Linked DNA regions of Homo sapiens: region 2 is linked to region 1. Evidence: chromatin loops called from intact Hi-C (ENCODE). Cell type or tissue: heart right ventricle. All regions are shown on one strand. Links, peaks and the distances in the headings refer to the core of each region. The heading gives the core; the rest is flanking DNA. Region 1 overlaps MAD1L1 (mitotic arrest deficient 1 like 1). Region 2 overlaps MAD1L1 (mitotic arrest deficient 1 like 1).

What was found. A loop is a pair of places that touch in the nucleus more often than their neighbours do. Peaks named below come from ENCODE experiments on the same cell type or tissue, not always from the same donor. Only the 100,000 strongest peaks of a DNase experiment are listed, where the experiment ranks them.
Region 2: a loop joins it to region 1, with 7 times the contacts of the local background. A loop is called at or near these places in 2 of 110 quality-filtered maps.

Annotation. Positions count from the first base shown.
Region 1 is chr7:2,035,339-2,043,661 of GRCh38, reverse strand. All of the region lies in intron 12 of MAD1L1 (mitotic arrest deficient 1 like 1), which reads left to right. Among named protein-coding and RNA genes, the nearest start is that of SNORA114, 50 kb to the left of the region's middle. In heart right ventricle, for the core only: no CTCF peak of the experiment used is centred there; no DNase peak of the experiment used is centred there; H3K4me3 peaks cover 1,395 bases; H3K27ac peaks cover 696 bases.
Region 2 is chr7:1,961,783-1,970,105 of GRCh38, reverse strand. The region is part of intron 15 of MAD1L1 (mitotic arrest deficient 1 like 1); the gene reads left to right. Among named protein-coding and RNA genes, the nearest start is that of MIR4655, 120 kb to the right of the region's middle. RefSeq lists an enhancer at 7,606-8,323. In heart right ventricle, for the core only: no CTCF peak of the experiment used is centred there; DNase peaks (open chromatin) are centred at 1,212 and 4,025.

The DNA.
Region 1 (8,323 bases), core at 139-8,138:
TCTGGATCCCCAGCCCCCCCAGGCCCTCCGCGTGCCTCCACTCTGCAGGGCACCCGTAGCCTCCAGAGAACAGTCATGACCCAGCGTCCTTGTAGGCACGGTACCCGGGCATCACGTTCCCAAGCCCGCCCATTCCGGCCACCTCCAGCCCACAGGATGTGCCAGGTCGTGCCGAGGGCCTCCTAAGGAGCGTGGGATTGTCAGAACAGATTGCAGCATGGATTTTTGGAGGATTAAAGTTAATTAAAGAGCTCTTCCTTGCTTTCACGTCCTTGTGTCTGCCAGCTATTTACATGCTAATGCTGCCCTGACACCGAGGATGAGGGGTGTCTGCCGCACTGCACTGCGCTGTCAGGAGGGGAACCACAGGAGAAGGAGGGGAGCGCAGTGCTATGTATTACCCTGTGCCCCTCCGATGGGACAGGGGCGTGGATGCAGACACATTCGAAAGTCAGTGGCAGGGTCGTTTTCTTGTATTTCCTGAAGTGTCTTCGTGGCTGACTTGGATGTTCTCCATTCAGGCCCCCCCTTACACTGCATAATTGAATGCATTCTGCGTGGAAATATCTTCGCATAAGCAATTTTATAAATAAAGAGATTGTGGAGAGTAGGGTCTGAAGTTTCTAAGTGCAGGGCTGTGTTTTCCAGAAGCCCATCCTTCTTGGCGAAGGTGACTTTCAGCTTCACGGGGTCGGCCTGTGGCAGCGTCCTCTGGCCCTCAGCAGCACTGCCTTGATGTGGACGTGGACGTGGATGTGGACGTGGACGTGGACGTGGACATGTGTGTGCGTGAAGGCTCCTCAGGTGTATTAGTCCGTTCTTGTGTCTCTATAAAGGAATCCCTGAGGCTGGGTCATTCTGCGGACTGTACAGGAAGCACAGCGCCGGCATCTGCTTCTGCTGAGGTACCAGGAAGCTTCTGATCATGGCAGAAGGCAAGGAGCAGGCACGTCACATGGCAAGAGCAGGAGCAAGAGAGACACTTGAGGTTCCAGAATCTTTCCAACAACACTCCTCACTCGGGATGGCTCTGGGCCATTCGTGAGGGATCCGCCCTCATAATCCAACACCTCCCACCAGGCCCCACCTCCACCTTTGGGAAACATTTTTCAACCTGAGATTTGGAGGGAGCAGACATCCAAACCATATCGCCAAGTATTTGTTGAATGAATAAATGAACGTTGATACCATCATTGGGTGTATTTTAGCTGCAGATTCTAAACGCCAGGGTTCTGGGGTGGCTGGAGTGTGAAAAGGTCGGTGGTGGCAGTTAGGAATGCCGTGTGCATGCCCTTGTGCCTGTGTGCCCATGTGTGTGTCTGTGCGTGTGTCCGTGTGCCTGTGTGTCTGTGCACATCTGCGTGTGTCTGTGTCCATGTGCGCGTGTGTGTGCATGTGCGTATGTGTGTCTGTGTACGTGTGCGCATGCGCTTGTGTGTGCACGTCTGTGTGCGTGTCTGTGTCCATGTGCGTGTGTGTGTGCATGTGTATGTGTGTACATATGTGTGTGCATGTCTGCATGTCCGTGTGCATGTGTGTCTGCGTGTGTGTGTGCACATGTGCGTGTGTGGATGTGTGTGTACATATGTGTGTACGTGCATCTGTGTGTCTGTGTGCATGTCCGTGTGCGTGTGTGTGTCTAAGTCTTTCTTGGATGGTCCCTTGCTGCTTTCCCAGGGAGCTAGTTCTCTCTGGCCTTGGCTGGGTAGGATGCAGGCTCTGCTCGCCTCTCTGGAACAGAGCAGGAGGTGCTGCGGGGAGCTGGGTGCAGCGTGGCCAGGCCAAAGCAGGCACCTGAGTGAGTTTTGTGTTCAGTATCCCTCCCCCCTGTGGGCTGCCATGGTGAGAGTTGACATTTTTGCAGCGTGGAAGTGAGACTGTCTTGTGGAGTTTTCTACTCCTCTCGGGCAAAGAGAGGGTTAGTGACCTGACACCTGATGGTATGCCTTCAAAGCTCTTCCTCATCTGGTTTCATTCAACTCATGTCAAGCGTCAGTCGTGACCCATGTCAAAGGTATATGCAGCTGGATGTAAGTTAAAGTGGAGAAAACAGATTTTATTCAGTCGCTGCTGACAGCAGGGGACAGAGCTGAGCTCCTTTCAGGTTTGTGCAGATGTGACTGGGCATTTTAAAGGGAGTGTGGGGAACAGGTGCCCAAATGGAGTCAGGGAAGTGAAAAATTACAGAAAGCAGCAAGAGGGTTGGGTAGCATGAATGTGATGAGCTGACTCTGCTACGAGCTGGCAGGTTGGGGCTGGCAGGGATGGGCTCCTGCTCCCCTTCCCCAGCCCCAGACTAGGAGACAGGCCTGTTTTCCTGATGATTACGTTCCAAAGGGTTGGCTCTCGGTCCTTGAGAAGGACATCCCAGAGCTGTAGGAGGTGCGGGCATGTGTGTCTCCAAGGGACTGAGGAAGGATTCACAGTTGTCAGCTCGGATTTTCTGAAGTAACTGTGCTAGGAAGGGGAGGCAGGGCAGGGGCCTGTTGTCAGGTGTGGTAGAACCAAGGGCAAATCCTCCTGACAGCCTTGAGCTTTTTCCGACAGGAACTCTGGGGGTGCTGTAGCTCAGGCTTCAGGAAGTCCTGCTGTGGTGGGCGGTGTCTCAGTGCAGGGGGTAGGATGGAGCCCTTGTGTGCTGAGAGCTCTTCTGTGGTTCTCAGCAGCCAACAGTGAGAGACACACGTGATTGTGAAGCCAGGCTTCTCAGGGCAGCCCCTATGACGGCACACATCACGTAGAAGGTTTAAATCAGCATTGGCTGAATGAGCGATTCCAAAGAGCAGCCAACACCTCTGTTTGCAGGAAGATGGAGTTGACGCATTTTCTTTGATCCTTCTGTTAAGTATAATGAAGAGTCCTGGACATTATCTATGGAATGAGCATAGTGAGCCTCTGCGGGATGGAGGCCAGGGGCCTTGGGCCTCGGAACAGCCTGGCGGGGAGCTGCCCAGGTTTCCTCGTCTGCCTCTTTCATCCCAGACTTGGAGCTAAGGAAGCACATCCCCAAAATGCCGACGCTCCCCAGCAAAGGACTAGGTAAATAGCAGCTGGGAAGACAGAAAATGTAGTTAATGCCTAGCAATAATGGAAAGAAAAACTTAATGGATATAAGGTCAGCAGCAGAATGGAGGCGACAGGAGCGCGTTCGTGAACTCAGAGATGGACCGATAGGAACTGCCCATCTGCCCATTCTGAACAGCAGAGAGAATACGATGGAATAAAATGAGCAAAGTTCCCGACACCGATGAGACCTGGGAATACGATGGAATAAAAGGAACAAAGTCCCCGGTGCCGGTGGGGCCACAACACAAGATCCAGCATTCCAGTTGTGGGGATCTGGGAGGGTCCGGAGGAGCTGAGATGGAGCCGCAGAGGCAGCAGGCAGCGTCTTCAAAACTAATCCAGTGTCTTTGCTGTTCTGTGGGTCTACTCAGGTTGTCTGTGTTTCTCTTGAGTCAGTTTTGGTAGCTTTTGTCTTTTCAGGAGTTTGTTCATTTCACCTCCGTTATTAATTTTCGGCATGCAGCTGTTCGTAGTATTCCTTTACAGCCTTTATCTCTGGAAGGTCAGCTAGTGTCTCTTTCACTCCCAACTGCAGTGATCTGCACCCTCTTTCTTGTTTCCTTGGTTGGCCCAGCTAAAAGTTTCTGTCAATTCTGTTGCTATTCTCACAGAACCAACTTTAGGCTTGACCGATTTCTTTTATTGTTTTTGTGTTCTTTATTTCACTTATTTTTGCTCTAATATTTATTATTTCGTTCCTTCTGCTTGGGTCAACTGAAGTTGGACTCCATCAAGATTAAAATTTTTGCCCCGTGAAAGTTCCTGTGAAGAGATGAAAAGACAAGGTAGAGATAAAGAGGAACTATTTGCAAGCTTCATATCTGACAAAGACGATTTGTTATCTGTAATAGATGAGAAAACTCTCAAAACTCAGTAATAGAAAAACAAAACAGACACACCTAATTAGCAAACAAGCAAAAGATATAGACAGACCTTTTTACCAAATAACATATACAGATGACAGTTAAGCCCGTGGAAAGATGTTCAACATCATTAGTCATGAGGGAAATGCAAGTTAAAACCACAGTGAGGTGTCACTGCACACCTGTCAAAGTTCAGAAACGGACACCATCAGATGCCAGTCAGTGTGTAGAGAAACTCCATCTCTGGTGCCTTGCTGATGGGAGAGTGACAGGGTGCAGCCACCCTGGAACCAGCTCGAGGGTTTCTTAAAAACTGCACTGCAGCTCCCATATGACCAGCAGTCGCATTCCTGGGTGTCGATTCCAGTGAAATAAAACCGAGGTTCGGACAAAACCCGACAGAGGACTCTTCCTAGCAGCTTTTGCATAATGGCCAAAAACTGGAAAGAATTCTGATGTCCTTCGGTGGTGATGGTTAAACAACGGTAGTGCCTCCGTCACACAGAGTAATACTCAGGACTAAGAAGGAATTCACTGTGGATAAACATACTTGAATAGATCTCCAGGGAGTTTAGCGGAGCGAAGAGCCCAGTCCCTGAAGGTCGTGTGCTGCATGATCCCATTTGCATGACGTTATTAAAAGGCTGAAGTGATAGACAGCCTGTGGATGGCTGCCGTGAGTTACGGAGACGCACAGGAGGAATCGTGGCTGTGAACGGACAACCCGAGGGGTTTTTGTGGTGATGAAATGTGCTGTATCTTGACTGTATCATTGTCGGCATACGGGTTGTGATACTGTGCTGTAGTTGTGCCAGATGTTGCTATTGGGAGGAACTGGATGAATGCTACTTGTGATCTCTGTATTATTTTTTATAGCTCCAAGTGAATCTGTAATTGGATCAAAATAAAAAGCTTAGATCAGGCACAGTAGCTGATGCATGGAATCCCAGCACTTTGAGAGGTCGAGGTGGGCGGATCACTTGAGGTCAGCAGGAGTTCGAGACCATCCTGGCCAGCATGGTGAAACCCTGTCTCTACTAAAAATACAAAAAATTAGTGAGGCGTGGTGGCACACACTTGTAATCCCGGCTACTTGGGAGGCTGAGGCAGGAGAATTGCTTGAACCCAGAAGGCGGAGGTTGCAGTGAGCCAAGATTGTGCCACCGTGCTCCAGCCTGGGTGACAGAATGAGTGAGACTGTGTCTCAAAAAAAAAAAAAAAAAAAAAAAAAAAAGTCATCAGCTTCATTATCTCCTAACAGCATCAGCTTGTCCTCTGAAACTTTGAAGGCAGGGATCGACTTCTCCTCTGTAACTGTAAAAGCCCTAGACGGCATCTTCCAGCAGAAGGCTGTTTTATGTGCACTGCAAATCTGGTGTTTAGTGTGGCCACCTTCATTGGTGCTCTTAGCTGGATCTTCTGGAGAACTTGCTGCAGCTTCTCCGTCAGCACTTGCGGCTTCACCTTGTACTTTTATGTGATGGGGACTGCCTCTTAATGTAAACCTCATGAACCCACCTCTGCTAGCTTCAGACTTGAATTCTGCAGCTTTCCCACCTCTCTCAGCCTCGTGGAACTTGCTCTGACTTAAGGGAATGTTGGGGCTGGTTTGATCTATCCAGACCACTCAGACTTCTCCGTATCAGCAATAAGACAGTTTCACTTTCTTATCGTTGGTGTGTTCAGTGGAGCAGCACTTTTAATTTCCTCCAAGAACTTTCCCTTTGCATTCACAACTTGGCGAGCTGTTTGGCACGAGAGGCCTGGCTTTCGGCTTATCTTTGCTTTTGGCACGCCTTCCTCACTAAGCTTAATCCTTTCTAGCTTTTGGTTTAAAGGAGAGACATGCGACTCTTCCTTTCTCTTGAATGCTTAGAGGCTGTTGTAGGGTTATTAATTGGCCTGATTTTAATACTGTTGTGTCGCCCAGGGAATAGAGAGGCCCAAGGAGAGGGAGGGAGGGAGATGGCTGGTCAGTGAAGCAGCCAGACACAAGCAGCGTTGGTCGGTGAAGCTTTTGCCGTCTGAGGAGCATAGTGTGTGGCGTCCCAGAATCAATGACAGCAGTAAGATCGGAGACCGCCGATCACAGACCACAACAGACATAACAGTGATGCAATGTCGGAAGTACAGTCAGGACGTGGCGCCCCAGAATCAATGACAGTAGTAAGATCAGAGACCACCCATTACAGACCACAACAGATATAATAGTGATACAATGTCTGAAACGCCATGAGGATTACCAGATGTGACAGAGCCGTGTAGGGAGCACATGCTGTTGGGAACATGGTGCCTCGCCGAAGGCAGGACGGCCACAAGCCTTCCATTTGTAAGAAGCACAGTATCTGTGTAGTCCAGGAGAGCAAGGCGTGCCTGGGTCCATGCTGGCTCCTTATTGTGGCCAGCACACTGTGCTCGTGTAAGATGTTAACAGTGGGGCACCTGGGTGTGGAATATGTGAAAAGTCTCTACCATCTTCTCCATTCTTCTAAATCTAAACCCGTTCTAAAAAAAAAAAAAAAAAAGAAGAGTCTATTAAGAAGACAAAGAAGGAGCCGAAATTTCCACGTGGCAGAAGGCACTGGAACCGGTGAGATCTGATGTGTACCTGGGCCTGATCCACGTTTGCTGCATGGCTGGACACCTTCGTGGGCGCGTGGAAGCTCATGCTGTGGGGGGAGCTGTGGGAGGAGCATGCGGCAGGTGGAGGTCTTCTGCGCGTGGGTGGGCACGCGGAAGCTCGTGCTGTGGGGGGAGCTGTGGGAGGAGTGCTGGAGGAGCCCTGGGAGGAGTGTTCAGGAGGCGGAGCGTGCCTCGTGCGCGTTGGTGGGTATGAGTGGCGTTGGTGGGATCTAGCTGACCACCTCCCACCTGGTTGGTCTGCATCTGTAGACAGCTTAGTTCTTAGGATTCTAGGTACCCAGTGTCATTTCCGACACCTGCTTGGGCTCCCTGTACTGCCAGGGCTGTTGAGTCTTTACAGCACCTCTGATCAGGAGCCCTGGCCTTGGGGAGGTGGGACAGGCACACGTCTGGGTTGCTGGGTTGCCTTTAGGGGTAAGCTCTTCCTTTTGTCTTCTGTTCAAAAGAGGGCCCACAGTGGATTCAGGCCTCTGATTTACCACTGCCTGGAGCTTGGGGAATGCTCTCCAGTGACAACCTGGGCTTCCGTGGGATTTAATTTTGATATATTGGCCTTTGTGTGTAGGAAGAGTCCAAACTCACGACCGGATGGATTGTCCTCCTCAGACTAGACACTTCATCCAGAGAGGACTCTGAGCCAACCCTAAGGGATTCAGGCTGGAGCTCTGGTTCCCCGCACGGAGGTGGCGCAGGAATGCATCGTCCTCCCCTGTCCTGACTTGTCAGCGCTCCTGCGCTCATGCCTGGGAGCCTGGACCCCAGCTCTGTCCCGACTTGTCAGTGCTCCCGCGCTCATGCCTGGGAGCCTGGACCCCAGCTCTGTCCCGACTTGTCAGTGCTCCCGCGCTCATGCCTGGGAGCCTGGACCCCAGCTCTGTCCCGACTTGTCAGTGCTCCCGCGCTCATGCCTGGGAGCCTGGACCCCAGCTCTGTCCCCACTTGTCAGTGCTCCCGCGCTCATGCCTGGGAGCCTGGACCCCAGCTCTGTCCCAACTTGTCAGTGCTCCCGCGCTCATGCCTGGGAGCCTGGACCCCAGCTCTGTCCCGACTTGTCAGTGCTCCCGCGCTCATGCCTGGGAGCCTGGACCCCAGCTCTGTCCCGACTTGTCAGTGCTCCCGCGCTCATGCCTGGGAGCCTGGACCCCAGCTCTGTCCCGACTTGTCAGTGCTCCCGCGCTCATGCCTGGGAGCCTGGACCCCAGCTCTGTCCCGACTTGTCAGTGCTCCCGCGCTCATGCCTGGGAGCCTGGACCCCAGCTCTGTCCCGACTTGTCAGTGCTCCCGCGCTCATGCCTGGGAGCCTGGACCCCAGCTCTGTCCCGACTTGTCAGTGCTCCCGCGCTCATGCCTGGGAGCCTGGACCCCAGCTCTGTCCCGACTTGTCAGTGCTCCCGCGCTCATGCCTGGGAGCCTGGACCCCAGCTCTGTCCCCACTTGTCAGTGCTCCCGCGCTCATGCCTGGGAGCCTGGACCCCAGCTCTGTCCCGACTTGTCAGTGCTCCCGCGCTCATGCCTGGGAGCCTGGACCCCAGCTCTGTCCCGACTTGTCAGTGCTCCCGCGCTCATGCCTGGGAGCCTGGACCCCAGCTCTGTCCCGACTTGTCAGTGCTCCCGCGCTCATGCCTGGGAGCCTGGACCCCAGCTCTGTCCCGACTTGTCAGTGCTCCCGCGCTCATGCCTGGGAGCCTGGACCCCAGCTCTGTCCCGACTTGTCAGTGCTCCCGCGCTCATGCCTGGGAGCCTGGACCCCA
Region 2 (8,323 bases), core at 91-8,090, 74 kb after region 1:
TTTTGAGACTGGCTCCTTTCATTCAGCACAACGCCCTCGAGCGAGATCCATCCAGGTTGTTTGTGTATAAAAGTCAGTTCCTTTTTCACTTAGGTAGCTTTCTCATAAATTTTGAGGTCAGGAGCTATGAGTCTCCCTGGTGGTGGTTCTTTTTCAGGGGGTTTGACTCCGCTGACGGGTAAACAGTGGGCAGTCTTCTTCTCCCTGACACAGATGGCTTTACATTTACTTAGGTTTTCTTCCATTTCTTTTAGCAATGTTTGGCAGTTTTTAGGGTACAAATCTTATGCCTCCTTGGGTAAATGTATTGCAGAGTGTTTTGTTCTTTTTGATGCTGTTATGAATGGAATTGTTTTCTTGATTTCCTTGTCAGATTGCTTGTTCCTAATACAGGGAAATACAACTGATCTTTTGTGTGTTGACTTTGTATTTTGCAACTTTGCTGATTTTGTTTATTGACTAGAACAGGTTATTTGCAGCTTCTTTAGGGTTTTCTGTAGCCTGGCATCTGCAAAGAGAGAGAAGTAGTTTCACTTTTTCTTTTCCAATTTGGATACAATTTATTTCTTTTTCTTGACTAATTGTTCTGGCTATGTTGAATAGAAGCAGCAAAAGCAGACATTCTTGTCTTGTTCCTGATTTAGGGGAAAAGCTTTTAGCCTTTCACCATTGAGATTGACATAAGCTATAGGTTTTTTGTTTTATTTATTTATTTATTATTTTTGAGGTGGAGTTTCGCTCTGTCACCCAGGCTGGAGTGTAGTGGCACCATCTTGGCTCACTGCAACCTCTGCCTCCCGGGTTCAAGTGAATCCTGCCTCAGCCTCCCGAGTAGCTGTGATTACAATCATGTGCCACCATGCCTGGCTAATTTTTGTATTTTTAATACAGATGGGGTTTCATCACGTTGGCCAGGCTGGTCTTAAACTGCTGACCTCAGGTGATCCACTCACCTCGGCCTCCCAAAGTGCTGGGATTACAGGCGGGAGCCACCACACCTGGCCAACAGTCGATTTTTTGAAAAGATGGAATTGCCACACTGTTTACCAGATTCAATAGGCAAGTTGCGGAAATTGGACGGAGAGTTCTCATACCCTCTTCACCCGGTTTCTCTCGCTGTTGACATCTCACGCTGCCATGGTGCTCGTCACCGGCGTGTGACTCTGGGCCTGTCTCCAGCCCTTGTTTGGATCCACCAGGCTTTCCTGCATGTTGCAGCCAGGGCACCGTGTTGATTTTAGTCGTCACATCTCTTCTGCCGCTGGTCGGTGACAGTTTTGTCTTTCCTCGCTTCTCCTGACCTCAGTATGTTTAGGAGTCCCTAGAACGCCCCCGAAGCGAGCTTGTGTGATGTGTTTCATTGTTAACCTGAGATGGTGGTTTTTGGAAGGAAGATCACAGACGACAAGTCCTTTCTCACCACGTCCCATCAGGGAGCCCCTGACATCCACGCAACAGCAGGTGGACCTGACCGCTGGACTGAGGCGTTGACAGCGGACCTGACTGCCGGACTGAGGCGTGGACAGTGGACCTGACCGCTGGACTGAGGCGTTGATGGTGGACATGACCGCTGGCATTGACGGTGGACCTGACCGCCGGACTGAGGCATGGACAGTGGACCTGACCGCTGGACTGAGGCATTGATGGTGGACATGACTGCTGGCGTTGACGGTGGACCTGATCGCCGGACTGAGGCATGGACAGTGGACCTGACCGCTGGACTGAGGCATTGACAGTGGACCTGACCACTGGACTGAGGTGTGGACGGTTGACCTGACCACCAGACTGAGGCGTTGACAGTGGACCTGACCGCTGGACTGAGGCGTTGATGTGGACAAGACCGCTGGTGTTGACGGTGGACCTGACCGCCGGACTGAGGCGTCGACGGTGGACCTGACCGCCGGATTGAGGCGTGCTCTGCCGGGTGCCTCGTCCGCGAAGCTGTTTGCACTTTCTCCAGTCTCTTCCTTGGAAGCGAATCCCTCAGGGCACAGGCGACGCTCCCCCTCTGGAGGGATGAGTTCTACATGTATGATGTGGAGTTCTGTGAGGGAGGTGTCTCCTCTTCCCCATTTATTCACTTCTTCATTTATTACCAGCAGTGTGGACTGGAGGGAGTTTGCCACGTGCTCTGTGTTCTGATCTGGTGCACGCACCAGGACTTGTTTATTACCAGCAGTGTGGACTGGAGGGAGTTTCCCGCGTGCTCTGTGTTCTGATCTGGTGCACGCACCGGAACTTGTTTATTGCCAGCAGTGTGGACTGGAGGGTGTTTGCCGTGTGCTCTGTGTTCTGATCCGGTGCATGCAGCGGGACTTGTTTCGCTGCGTGATCTCCCCGCGGCCGGCCGCGCCCTGCTGTGCCCCGTCATTGGGTTTTCTGAGCCCTTCCTCACTCTCTGGCACCACAGGGTGCTCCAGACTCACCTCGTGTCCTCTGCCCCAGCTTTCCAATCATCCGTTCCTCCAGGGAGCCCGGAGCCTTCTCTTGGCAGCACAGTCCTGAGCAGCCCAGGTCAGGGTCTGGGTATGCCTGTGGCTCCTGGGACGGCACTGCTTCTACACCCTCCCGCCAGCTGCCTTTACCGTAGTGTTTGCGTGCTGTAAATATTTCTGTCCTTTTACTTGCAGCGTACCTGTACCCGTTCTTTGAGTTTCTGTATACATGATGTCATCGGGTCAGTTTCTAAACCATCATGGCAATCTCTGTCTTTTCATTGCTACCATTTTATTATTTGTTTGTGTGTCTCCTCCATTTTTGTTTTTCCTTTTCATGCTTCCTGCTTTCTGTTGAGTTACTTGAATGGTTTTTAGTATTTCATTTTAATTTAGCAGATGGGCATCTGACTATTTCTCAGTCTGATGTTTTGAGTGTTTGCTCTGGGAATTAGAGTACTTATCACTGCCTACTGAGAATCAGCCTCATCCCACTTGAAGTCACACCTGGAAGCCCCTCCCGGCAGGTCCCTTGCCCTCTCCCTTCCTGCTGTCCCTCTACCTACATGGAAATGCCACAGGTTTTGTTTTCAGTCATACAGTGTTTTGAAAAGGGCAGTAAGAGACCCGGGTATTATCTGTAAGCCCAGATAGCTGCCATCTGTTCCTCCTTCATTGTCGATGCTCCAGGTATCCTTCATGTCCTCTTTCCTTCTGAAGGATTTCCGGCAGCCTCTCCTGGAGAGCAGGTGGCTACGATTCCTCACGGTTTCCCTCGGGTGGGTCCGTCTTTATTCCTCTCGTGTTCCTGAAGGAGCTCTGCCCTGCGCACGCAGCGCGGCCCGCGGCCCTCGCCTCCCAGCACGCCACGATTGCGGCGTTCCTCCTCCTCACCGCGGTTCCTGCCTGGGGAGAGATTTGCAGACGCTCGAATCGCTGTTCCCTTTGAGGTCACACAGTTTTTTTCTGTTTTCACCATTTTTTTTGCCTTCAGTTTTCAGCAGTTTCGTTTGGATGTGTCTGGGTGTGGATTTCTTTGGGTTTATTCTGTTTGGAGTTTGCTCAGCTTCTTGAATCTCTAGGGATTTTTTTTGTTTTTTTTTTTTTTTTGCCAAGTTTGGGATATTTCAGCCATTTATTTCCTTAAATACTTTTTCAGCAATTCACTTTTCTGTGAATTTGCTGAGACCTTTGGGTTTCCGTGTGCTGTGAGAGCGTGCACACTCGTCTGCATGGGCCGTCTTGTGGCCCCTCTCCGCCGCACTTCCCAGATAACCCAGCCCCATCTCCTCAGCCCCAGCAGCTGGAACTGCCTCTCTCCAGGCTGACTTGAAATCTCTGTGGTTCTTCATGTGCCGAGTAATTTGGGGTTATGTCCTGAGCATTGTGAGAAGAGGTTTTGTGTTTAAGTCCTGTGAGAAATGAGAGTGTTTTAGTTTAGCAGTGAGCCGACCTGGGTGGTTTCTAGCCCAGGTCCCAGCGACCTTCTGTGGGGCGCGGTTCCCATCCCAGTTCAGGTTGTGAAGCCTTGGCAGCGCTCCTGGCCTTGGCCTGGGACATTGGCAGTGCCTGTCAGCTTAGCTATCATCAGCTTCAGAGGCCAGTGTGGATGGGACCCAGGCACAGGCCAACCCAGGGACGCCCTCAGCTCTCACCGGCTTCAGATGCCAGTGTGGATGGGACCCAGGCATGGGCCGACCCAGGGATGCCCCCCAACTCTCCAGGACTACGCTTTTCAGTCCTTCCATTCTGTGATCTTCGGGTCCTTTCACGTTTCTGGGTCTCCCCTTTGTGGTCCTCCAGGGACGTGGGGCTCTCTTCGCACCGTCTGTTGCACTTTGCTGGTGTCATGGAGGTTGGGCCCACGCCCGGCCCTGCAGGAGGGAGGACAGGGAGGAAAACGCAGCTAGAGTTTGTCCTGCCCATCTGGAACGACAGCAGCTTCAGACAGAGAGCACGGCTCCTGCCTCAGGCTCCCTGCCGCCACTGCAGCCCTGTGGGCTGAGCCCGTGGTAGTGTGCGAAGAGCAGAGGCAGGGGCCACGGGGGCCGGGGAGTCCATACTCCGAGCAGGGAGGGTCCCACGCTCCTGAAGCTCAGTGGCTTTCTTTTCCGGCCCCCAGGTGAGTGCTGGAGGACTTCGCCTTGAGCTCCTGGTACAGCAGCCTCACCACTGCCTGGATGGTGGCACGAGGTTGAGGTCAGGGGATGCGAGAGAAGAGCCACGATGTTCCCTACCCACCAGTGCGGTGGGCCTTCCAGAGCCGGGCACGTGTCCAGGCATTGTAGCCCTGTCTGTGGGAGAGGAAGGGCAGGCGTGGGCACCCGTCACACTGCCATGTCTGCGCGGCTTTGTCACGTGCTCTCTTTATGACAAACAAGCCTGGAGGGGCGAGGTGCTCCGTGTCAGGACACGCAGCGAGTGTTGGGTTAAGCTGGGCCCCACCCACCCTTGTGTGACCATCTCCAGGGCTGGGGGTCCTACGTACCCCACTCGCCAGCCTCTCTGGTGGGGTTCCCACACCCGTTGTTCAAGGGAAATGGTCATCAATGCCTGCTGTGAGCCAGACACCATGATCAGGGCTGGAAACGTGGAGCTAGCCATTTGATGAAGGGGACAGAGAAGTAAAATGTGAAGTGTGGTGGTCAAGGCCCACTGGGGAGGGGCTGGCGGGCAGTGCAGGGGTCTGGGACCCGTGGGAGGCTGGCCTGGGTGAGGGGCTTCCTGGACTGGATGCTGTCTGCCCGTTGGGCCTCGGGTCTCCCTACTGTCCCCTCTCCAGGCCCCAGGAGCCTCACCTGCGGCACCCAGGCCTCCCGCCCCCATTATGCATCTTTTAGTTCAGCAAAAACAACTAATCATTTTTCTTGCAAAAGTTTCCCCCGTGTGTGATGGGTTTGTTATAAGCAAGATCCCGGCTACCCTCCACCTGCTTTCCACGCACACGCTCGGAGACAGGCACCTGCTTTGATTGGCGTCATCTTCTCGAGGAAAGATCTAGGCTGGCAGCTAATTTATGTAGCGCTCCTCGTGTTTAAAAAAGTTGCAGTAAGTCAATTTCAAGAAGCTTATGCCAGAACTGATTGCTTTGAGCCATTTGAAGGCAAACCAGAATTCTGAGCTTTTGAGCACCATCCCCCCAACTTGTTTATTCGTTTGTTCTCTTTCTCGCTCTCTGTGCGGTAGCAGTTTGTCTGAAAGGAGGGCAGCAGAAGAAAGCGCACCCCTTCGGTGCACAAATGAGCCCGCATGTGGGCTTGCTGTCTGGCGGCGAGGGTGGGTCACGCAGGTCATTCTGTTAACATGGCTGCAGCTACACGCGTGCGCTCATTCCAATTCAGCCCTTGAAAGCATTTTGCTCCCAAGCCTTCAGAATCCATAATATCATTTTAAAAGGGGCCTTTTCATCCAGCGTCTCCCTAAGTCAAGAAGCCCCTGCAGAAGGCAGCTTCTCGGAGATGGCCTTGGAGGCCCCCACCATGTCGTCACTCATCACCTTGGGCAGGTTCACTCCCCTATGAAGCCCTGGGAGGCGAGGGTCAGGAACACCCACCCTGGGCCCTCGGCCAGGCCCCTTACCAGCTCTGTGATCAGGGGCCTCTCAGATGGCTTTCTGAGCCTCAGTCTCCCCTTTACTCAGGCACCAGGACTTCCCTGCTAGATTGATGTGAAGACTGAGGGGGTTGTTTGTAAAGCCACAGCACTTGCGGGGCTCCCAAAACCTCTCCAGGAGGCATCAGCTGGTGCCGGAGGTGTGTGCTAGGTCTCACACTGCACGGCCACCCTGCCGAGAGACGGTGACACTGGGCTGTGCTCAGATGTCTCCCCTGCCGGCGCTCCCTGCCTCAAGAGGAGCGAAGCATTGTTGCTGCAGAAGTACCTTCTAGGCCCATGCTCAGGATGTTGGTGTGAGTGGGAGTGCCCCAGACACCCAGGGAGGGCAGCGCACGGCGTCTGCTGGGATGACAGAGACACTTGCCCCTGGCCAGCAGCCTCGCCTCCGGAAGCATGTCCTGCAGGTGCGCCGTACAAGCAGGAAGCAGATGTCAGAGGTCATTCACTACAGTATGGTTTTTACAGCTTTCCTGAGGTATAACTGGTGTGCAGTAAGCTGCGCGATGTCAAGTGCAGTGTGGTGAATTTGCATGTACACACACATACACCCATGGAGCCGTTACCACATTCATATTCAAGACCCCCAGACATGTGCTCTTGTTTGACAGGAATCCCTCCTCCCTGCCTCCTCTCCCCACCCCAAACCCGCCGACGTGCTTTCCATCACTGTAGATTGGCGGGCGGCTGTCGAGTCTTCTGGGCATGGCGTTGGTCCTGGAGCATGTGGTCTCCCTCTTTTTGCTTCTTCCACGCAGCATGGCTGGTTGGGGGAGAGATCACTGTGCACACAGCTGTGTTGTCTTCACTGCTGAGTTGTGTTCTGTCGTATGGAGACACCAGTTTATACGTTCCCTTGCGATGGACATTTGGAGTTTTTCTGGTTTTTGGCTATTCTGAAACTGCTGGATATTATAAATAAAGTCCCATGTAGAAATCGACTTCGTTTTCTTTCAGGTAAACGCCTAGTGTGGAGTGGCTGGCGGTCACGTGTGTAACGTGTTCCGAGGTTGCCCGTCTTCCAGAGTAGTTGGTGTGCAGCTTCTCCTCACCAGCATGCAGCACAGTCTTTTTCCTTAGTCCCTCTTTTATTTTTTTAAATGTTTCTTTTACAGACAGGGTCTTGCTCTGTTGCCCAGGCTGGAGTGCAGTGGTGGGATCATAGCTGCCTGCAGCCTCTGACTCCTGGGCTCAAGTGATCCTCCCACCCCAGCCTCCTGAGTAGCTGGGACTACAGGTGTGCACCACCACACCCGGCTAGTTTTTTAAAGGTTTTCATTTAGGCTTTCTAATAGGTTGGCAGTCATGTCTCACTGTGGCCTTTTATTTTTTATTTCACAAATGACTAATGATGTTGAACATCTTTTCATTCAGCTCACTTGTCATCTGTAGATCTTCTTTGGTAAAGCACCTGTTTTTTTGTCCATTTTAAAATTTGATTATTTTTCTTACTGTTGAGTTTGGGAGAGCTCTTTATATGTTCTGGATACAAGGCCTTTATCAGATTATTTGCTTTCCAAATATTTTCTCCCAGTCTGTGTCTTGTCTTTTCGTTCTTTCATCAGGTATTTTGAAGAGAAGTTTTTTTATGATAAAGTCCAATTTTTCAATGTTTTCTGTTATATATGATCCTTTGGATATTAGTCCATTTTCATGCTGCTGATAAAGACATACCCGGACTGAGTAATTTATAAAGAAAAAGAGATTGAATGGACTCACAGTTCTACATGGCTGGGGAGGCCTCACAATCATGGCAGCAGGCAAAAGGCACATCTTACATGGTGGCAGACAAGAGAGAATGAGAGCCAAGCCAAAGGGGAAACCCCTTATAAAATCAGATCTTGTGAGACTTATTCACGACCACGAGAATGGTATGTGGGAAACCATCCCTGTGATTCATTATCTCCCACCGTGTCCTTCCCACAATAGATGAGAATGGTATGGGGGAAACCGCCCTATGATTCATTATCTCCCACCACATCACTCCCACAACACGTGAGAACGGTATGGGGGAAACCGCCCTGTGATTCATTATCTCCCACCACAGGCCTCCCACAACACACGAGAATGGTATGGGGGAAACCACCCTGTGATTCATTATCTCCCACCACGTCCCTGCCACAACACACGAGAATGGTATGGGGGAAACCGCCCTGTGATTCATTATCTCCCACCATGTCCCTCCCACAACACACGAGAATGGTATGGGGGAAACCGCCCTGTGATTCATTATATCCCACCATGTCCCTCCCACAACACACGAGAATGGTATGGGG